Linked DNA regions of Homo sapiens: region 1 is linked to region 2. Evidence: chromatin contacts called from ENCODE Hi-C or POLR2A ChIA-PET data. All regions are on one chromosome and are shown on one strand. Each heading gives the region's core, a stretch centred on a gene start or an enhancer-like site at or near the end of the contact. The rest is flanking DNA. Distances are from core to core; before and after follow the strand shown.

Region 1 (4,170 bases), core at 340-2,839, 380 kb after region 2:
TGGAGGGTTGCAAAAGACAAACAAGGGAAGGAGGATCACTTGAGGCCATGAGTTTGAGACCAGCCCAGACAACAAAGCAAGATCTCATCTCTACAAGAAAAAAAAAAGGCCGGGAACAGTGGCTCACGCCTGTAATCCCAGCACTTTGGGGCTGGCAAATTGCTTGAACCCAGGAGTTTGGGACCAGCCTGGGCAACATGGTGAAACCCATCTCTACTAAAAAATACAAAAAAGTAGCTGCTCAGGAGGCTACGGTGGGAGGATCACCTGAGCCCTGGAAGTCAAGGCTGCAGTGAGCCGTGTTCACGCCACTACACTCCAGCCTGGGTGACAGGAGTGAAACTGTCAAAAAACAAACAAACAAACAAAAAACTAGCCTGGCATTGTGGTGAATGCCTGTATTCCCAGCTACTTGGGGCAGGAAGATCGCTGGAGCCCATGTTCGAGGCTGCAGTGTGTGGAGAGCTATTATTACACCACTGCACTCCAGCCTGGGTAACAGTGATCCTGTCTCAAAATACATACATATATCTAGCAAGTAATTCAGATCATGTTGATTTAAAGACAACACAGCTGAATATACGATGGCAAGAACAAAATGTATGACTCCAATATATAATATGAAACCTTAGAGCATTTATTCCCCTTGGCTAAGAGGGTCTGAATTCCTTTCGCAGGGCTGCCAGAACAACATCCCACAGACTGGGCAGCTTAAACAAGAGATTGAGCGTCTCGCACTCTGCAGTCTGGAAGGCCAAGGTCAAGGTGTAGGCAGGGCTGGTTCCTCAGTGGCTCTGCAGGACGACTGTGTCCCAGGCTACTTCCCTTTGCTGATCGATGGCCCTTGGCCCTCTGTGTCCTCACAGGGTGGCCCTTCTGTGCACGTCTGCATCCTGATCTCTTCTGGTAAGGACCCCAATCGGATTGGAAGAGGGCCCACCCTAATGGCCTCCTTTTGGCTTAATGATCTCTCGGGAGACCCTGTCTCCAGGTACAGTCACATTCTGGGTACTGGGAGTTGGGCTTGAACACAGGGCTTGGAGAGCACTGTTTTGCCCATAACAGGGCCTCTGGGGAAAAGTTCAAAAATCTGTCAAAAGAAGGAGAAGACAGGAGAATCGCATCGCTTGAACCCGGGAGGCGGAGGTTGCAGTCAGCCAAGATTGCGCCACTTCACTCCAGCCTGGGCGACAGAGGAAGACTCTGTCTCAAAAAAAAAAAAAAAAAAAAAAAAAAAGAACGGTAGATCCTTCTGTTCTGCCTGGAAGGTTGTCCACGAGGCCTTAGTGAGTGAAAGAGCCGTTCTGGGGGCGTCTAAACTGTATGTTCCCATGTGTATGTTCAGGCTACTGACCTGTAGCTCGAGTGGAATTGCAGGGGCCTGTCTGCATCATAGACAGGGCACACTTTGAATTTTCCTGACAACGTGCGTTTTATCTATTATAGGCACACATTTTAAAAACTGGAAATGGAAACCAGAGCAAACACACGAAAACAAAAACCCCCAAACAGATGAGTAAGGGAAACCACTCAGTATGTGTAAACCGTGCCACCAACGTTCCAGTTCACAGCAGCCAGATCACAGGAAGCTGCCTGGCACAGGCGCCCACTTCCTGGTGTCGGGTGGCCCAGAAACCGCCTTGTCATCAGCGTTGCTTGGTGAGCACAGCCCCAGGCACAGCCCCAGGGCTCGACTGTCTTTCTGAGCCCAACTCCCTCCTGGTGGGAACATTCAGTATGTCTTCCTCGGAGGAGGCCATGTCAACCCTGACCCAGCCACTCCCTCTATCTTCTTCTTCTTCTTCTTCTTCTTTTGAGACTGAATGTCGCTCTGTCGTCCAGGCTGGAGTGTCGTGGTGTGATCTCGGCTCGCTGTAACCTCTGCCTTCTGGGTTCAAGTGATTCTCCTGTCTCAGCCTCTCAAGTAGCTGGGACTACAGGCACGAGCCACCATGCCCAACTAATTTTTGTATTTTTAGCAGAGGTGGAGTTTCACTATGTTGGTCAGGATGGTCTCGATCTCTTGACCTCATGATCTGCCTGCCTCGGCCTCCCAAAGTGCTGGGATTACAGGCATGAGCCACCACGCCCGGCCCTGTATTTTTTATTTTTTATTTTTTATTTAGTAGAGATGGGTTTTTCTCATGTCGCCCAGGCTGATCTTGAGCTCAGGCAATCCACCTGCCTTGGTCTCCCTAAATGCTGGGATTATAGGCACGAGCCGCTGCGCCCGGCCGATCTGCCCTTCTTTTTTTGTTTGTTTGTTTGTTTGTTTGTTTTGAGACGGAGTCTCCCTCTGTCTCCCAGGCTGGAGTGCAGTGGCGCAATCTCAGCTCACTGCAAGCTCCGCCTCCTGGATTCAGGCCATTCTCCTGCCTCAGCCTCCCGAGTAGCTGGGACTACAGGCACCTGCCACCACGCCCAGCTAATTTTTTCGTATTTTTAGTAGAGACGGGGTTTCACCGTGTTAGCCAGGATGGTCTCGATCTCCTGACCTCGTGATCCGCCCGCCTCAGCTTCCCAAAGTGCTGGGATTACAGGCATGAGCCACCGCGCCCGGCCTCTGCCCTTCTTTTCAGTTGCTGCATAGTCTCCATTGCATGGTCCTACTGTGTCCATCTCATCAGTTCCTTAGGAATTAGTGCTTAGGGTAGCTGCAGTCTCTGCCACTCTCACCATGGCTGCAGAGCGTGTCCCGGCATATATTTAATGTGTTTCACTTTGTCTACTCCTGCAAATGGATCTGCAGACGTTCCTGTCAGTGGAATTGTTAGGTCAAAGACGATGCATGTCTTCCTCTGAGTATTGATTGTCACGTCTCTCACACTGACATATGCTACTGATTGCAAATCTATGTGGATGCTGCTGTATCAAATAACATTCAAATTAGTCGCAAAGGAAAAGAGAGATGGATTCCTTTCATATGAATTGTCCAACATAGGCAGGTGCACGGGGACAAAGTGGAAGAAGGGGAGAGCCTGTGATGGATCTGAGGTGGTTGTTGTTTTTGTTTTGTTTTACTGCTCCTTGTGGGGTAGGTCCTCCTCGTAGACAGTGTGCCCAGCATAGCCCAAGGTTTCTTTCTTTCTTTTTTTTTTTTCTTTTTGAGACAGAGTCTCACTCTGTCGCCCAGGCTGGAGTGTAGTGGTGGGATCTCGGTTCACTGCAACCTCCGCCTCCCGGGTTCAAGCGATTCTTCTGCCTCAGCCTCCTGAGTAGCTGGGACTACAGGCATGTGCCACCGTACCTGGCTCATTTTTGCATTTTTGGTAGAGACGGTGTTTCACCATATTGGCCAGGCTGGTCTTGAACTCCTGACCTTGTAATCCGCCCACCTTGGCCTCCCAAAGTGCTGGGATTACAGGCATGAGTCACTGCGCCCGGCCTGCTTTTCATATTTTAGAGATGGGTCTGGTGATGTTGCCCAGGCTGGAGGGCACTGGCCATGGTCAGCACAGAAGCTCTTAACCTGCTCCTGTTCCCCGCTGACATGGGCTCGTTCACCCCACCTTGGGCAACCTGGTGGCCCCCAGCTTCCAGAGGTCACCATATTGATGCTGAATTTAGCATGGACACCTAATCAATTTAACACACTGCAGCCTCAAGCTCCCGGGCTCACACAGTCATCCTACACTCCTGGCAATTCTGTTTTAGGAATTTAACTTTAGGAGATAGTAAAAGATAACTTCTTTTTTTTTTTTTTAAGTTGAGACAGGGTCTCGCCTTGTCTCCAGGCTGGAGTGCAGTAGTGCACTCACGGCCCACTACAACCTCAGCCTCCTGGGCTCAGGAGATTCTCCCACCTCAGCCTCCTGAGTAGCTGGGACTACAGGCACGCGTCACCATACTCAGCTAATTTTTAAATTTTTTTTGTAGAGATGGGGTCTCGTTATATTGCCCAGGCTGGTCTGGAAATCCTGGCAGCAAGTAATCCTCCTGCCTCAGCCTCCAAAAGTGCTGGGATTACAGGCAGGAGCCACCACCCTCGACCCCAGCAAAAGATAACTTTTAAAAAGAATATAGTCGTGATTCATACAGATATAAAATGAGCATGTGTTAAAAGATTTCATGTAACTCGTTCAGATGTTACAACTGGTTTAAAAATAATTCCAAGAACCACACACATATAGGAAATGTCAAAGAAAGAGTCAAACTGTAAAATATTTGAAG
Region 2 (4,128 bases), core at 1,555-4,054:
ACTAGGAAGTCTGGGAGCTTCCTGGGACAGTCTGGAATATTAATGTATAGACAGTCTTGCTTTGTCTTTATATACATGAAGATAAAAGGTAAAACTCAAAAAAATTAATGCTAAAAATGTTACTTATGTCTTTTACTATTATAAAATTAAATTATAATTTAGGAGCTCCTATACATTTCCGACTGTGGTAGATTTTAAGGTAATTATATATCTCTTCAGTAATGTATTTGCAATCAACTTATTGCATAAAAGGCTTGCTTGTGAATTCAAGATTATTTATAGATTTATAGCCCTTTCAAGTGAAAAGGGGGTTTTTCAGAAGTACTTCCAATTTCCAATGTCTGGTGAATCTTCCATTTGCCATCAATAATGCCACCTACAGAAATCCTCTTTCATATAAATCCAGCCTGACATTCCTATAATGCACACCGCCAAGGATTGCTCTGAGGGCGAGAAGTAATATCTGTGTGAATTATATCAGGCCAGCATGTGGAAAAACATTCATCCCACAATTTATGAATTCAGAATGCTCCTAGAACATGTTTTGGTATTCTAAATAGAGGGAAGTTTTATTGTTATTATTATTATTATTACATGGCTGTCTTGATAAATGTTTATTGCAGGCACTGTGAAAACTGCTGATTTGAAAAAAGTATATTTGTTATCATTTTTTTGGCCTGCCTCTAATGTTTACTATTCACATTATTAAAATTGTATGGCTCTATTATCTGTCAAAGGTTTTTCGTGTTGTTTTTTCAATGTAAAGACTATGTTAATGGCATCAACTGTGACCTCAGAATTTGGCATAATCTATAATCATGCTGAGCACCTCGATGTCAATGTACCTCTTGGCCACTGCTTGACTTCAGTCTGTTAGGGAAGATTTGGAAAGGATCTGAGTAGGTAGCAGAGATCCAGTTAAAGATATTACATTATATTACATTATAATGTTATGTTGAATTGTATGACTTTATGTTGTGTTATATTAGTGTGTTATGTTACATTGTTTTGGTTTTTTTTTTGTTGTTGTTGTTTTGTTTTTTTGGGGTTTTTTTTTGTTTTTTTTTTTTTGAGATGGAGTTTCGCTCCGTTGCCCAGGCTGAAGTGCAGTGGCACAATCTTGGCTCACTGCAACCTCCACATCCCGGGTTTGAGCGATTCTCCTACCTCAGCCTCCCAAGTAGCTGGGATTACAGGCATGCACCACCATGCCCGGCTAATTTTTTTTTTATTCAGTAGAGACAGAGTTTCACCATGTTGGTCAGGCTGGTCTCGAAATCCTGACCTCAAATGATCCACCTGCCTCAGCCTCCCAAAGTGCTGAGATTACAGGCATGAGCCACGGGGCCCAGCCCTGTTACATTGTTATATTATTTATATTGTATTGCCTAAGACCACAAAGCTATAGTTGCAATACAGGCAAATAGCAATTTTGTCAGAATTATACTGTAGATAATTAAGGATGGAGTAAGTATTCAGGTTAAATGATACATTTTGTTTACAGTGTCTAAATTCACTGGATAATTACCCTTCTCTCACTTTCTATCCTAATCATTAAAATGTAGGGGGTGGGTTGTTTTTTTTGTTGTTGTTTTTGTTTTTGTTTTGAGACGGCATCTCACTCTGTTGACCAGGCTGGAGTGCAATGGCGTGATCTTGGCTCACTGCAGCCTCCACCTCCCAGGTTCAAGTGATAGCTGGGATTACAGGTGCCTGCCACCATGCCCAGCTAATTTGTGTATTTTTAGTAGAGATGGGGTTTTACCAGATTGGCCAGGCTGGTCTCGAACTCCTGACCTCAAGTGATCCACCTGCCTCGGCCTCCCAAAGTGATGGGATTACAGGCGTGAGCCACCACGCTTGGCCGGGTTTTAATTTTTCATTTGGCTGTTTTACAAGTTAAAGTTTGAAACTTCAAAACTTAGCCTCCTGCTTTCAGGTAAGTGTGTGAGTGTGTGTGTGAGTGTGAGTTTGTGTGTGTGTGTGTGAGTGCTTACAGACCTCAAGGAAAAGTGATTCTATTTAATACAACAAATCTTAGTAACCAGCCCTGGCATCATCAGCCTTTATTCATCCAAACATTGAAGGAGCAGATGCTCTTACTTCTCCCCTCAGGTAGTACATTTAATTCTAATAGTGATGTCTGCATAGCCTAGCTCCTGATATGAGTCTAAGGGTAGACTTTAATCTGAAATATGAATAATAGTTACCAGGAAAAGCATGCAAATAAACATGTGGCATTAACTGAGGAATCATTTCTGAAGTCACTGACTGCATTCCTGTAGTTAGAAAAGAAACCATGCACCATTCTACTTCTGAAAGATTTGTTTCAGAAGCATTAGAAATCCTAGCCAGTACAAATCAGATTAATTCGAGAATTAGCAGGGATAGGCTTTATTCTGAAATCATGAATGTTCTAATTAAGTTCAAATGTGGTTAATTCCTCTTAGGCATGTTACAATAATAAGTAGTGGACTTGATGTGGGGTGAATATCCTTGATCCCTGTCAATAATTAAATTGGTTGGCATAATGTCTAATGTTGTAAAAACCCCAATCTTCCACTTCTGTCTCATTAGCAAAAATAAATAGGCTGGTGTTAACCGCACAGACTAATAAAGGCATTCAGTATTGTTCAAGGACACGCCAAAGGAGGTCCAGGGTGCTTGTTTGCCGACAGTTGTTTATTCAGCTTGGTTTTCTTCTTCCCAAAAAGAGAGTGAGAAAACGGGGTGAGATTAGCAGCTCTCACACATTCACACTGCTGGGCAACCTGGTCACTCGCCAAGGGGCAGAGACAGGAATTGGTTCTGCGCAGCGCGGGCAGGCTGGGCGACGGCAGCCATCAGTGTCCTGTGGCCTTGGACCACCGACAGGCCCACGCTCACCTGCTTCCGTGCTTCAGGCAGAGGCAGCGCATAAACCCCAGAGGTGCGCCGGACCCCTCACACTCTCCTCATTGTGTTTGCAGAGTCAAAAGGCACATTCCTCCATCGGTGAATGAATGCCTACCCGTACTCAGGCATGAGAGGAGAAGCAAGTTTGTACCGTGGGCAGACAGTCACACTCGCCTGGCCTGTCCCAGTAAATTGTTCTCTCTTTGTGTACTAATTAGGGTGACTCAACATGTTGTTTGGGGGTGAAGACATCTGCATTCACTCTTGTTTTTTCCTTTGGTTTTCACGCACTCACTTGGCTCACCCTCACCAGGATTGGCCTGCCCTGCGCCCACCCCTACTCTAGGAGCTGAGAATACTGACGCAAATAAAGCTTACACATAAGCCCTGATTCAAGAACAGTTCTTACAGGTCTCAGCTATCTTATGCATATACTTTAGGAGGAGAGACAAATACAATTGGTTAAGTATTAAAATATCAGGTAATTGATCAATGCTATGGAGATAATTGAAATCGGATGGTGCAATCAAGTGCAGATGAGGCAGTCAGGAAAGACAAAGGGGAACTCTGAAAAGTGGAAAGAGGAAGGCAGACGTGTAAGGGACCCCAGACTGGAGGAGCACCCCAGTAGCAGGATGCCTTACAACTCCCCACCCACAGCCCAAGTGACCCGGGCCAGGTGTCTTCTCACCCACAACCTTGAACAGAAGGTGGCCCAGGTAGGCTCACTCCTCCCTCAGATCAGACAGGAGTTCTGCCAAGAGCACCAGTCAAGCCTGGCAGCACTGGCGAGGGGATTGCCAGGGAGCTCGCTGACACCAGGGCCAGGGGACCTATAGGGTCCAGCCCTACAGGGCTTAGTGAGTGTTCTCCCCGTGTGCAGAGATGAGAGATTGTAAGAAATAAAGACACAAGACAGAGATAAAGAGAAAACAGCTGGGCCCGGGGAACCACTACCACCAAGATGCGGAGACCGGTAGTGGCCCCGAATGGCTGGGCGCGCTGATATTTATTGCATGCAAGACAAGGGGGCAGGGTAAGGAGGGTGAGTCGTCCAAGTGATTGATAAGGCCAGGCAAGTCACGTGATCATGGGACAGGGAGCCCTTTCCCTTTTAGGTAGCCGAAGCAGAGAGGGAAGGCAGCATACGTCAGCGTTTTCTTCTATGCACTTACAAGAAAGATCAGACTTTTTAAGACTTTCACTATTTCTTCTACTGCTATCTACTACGAA

Evidence for each region. Hi-C counts contacts between places; a loop is a spot of excess contacts on that map. ChIA-PET counts read pairs that join two places held with the same protein, here RNA polymerase II (POLR2A). Pooled maps may share reads with other maps.
Region 1: a pooled map shows a loop between it and region 2 (7-fold over the local background). The contact joins two enhancer-like sites. A Hi-C loop is called at or near these places in 3 of 37 single-sample maps with no recorded cell type and 10 of 50 pooled maps. POLR2A ChIA-PET finds 5 or more read pairs at or near these places in 2 of 52 experiments (activated T-cell and endothelial cell of umbilical vein).

The regions. Positions count from the first base shown.
Region 1 is chr7:157,300,987-157,305,156 of GRCh38, forward strand. No RefSeq gene overlaps it. Among named protein-coding and RNA genes, the nearest start is that of DNAJB6, 34 kb to the right of the region's middle. RefSeq lists a silencer at 469-763 and enhancers at 1,345-1,474, 1,685-1,954. Within about 2 kb of position 1,590, at least 17 of the 41 ENCODE cell types and tissues checked have a DNase peak (open chromatin) inside an H3K27ac peak, as active enhancers do.
Region 2 is chr7:156,916,652-156,920,779 of GRCh38, forward strand. The region is part of intron 3 of LOC102723795 (a long non-coding RNA gene); the gene reads left to right. Among named protein-coding and RNA genes, the nearest start is that of LMBR1, 26 kb to the left of the region's middle. RefSeq lists enhancers at 2,163-2,222, 2,243-2,312. Within about 2 kb of position 2,805, at least 3 of the 41 ENCODE cell types and tissues checked have a DNase peak (open chromatin) inside an H3K27ac peak, as active enhancers do.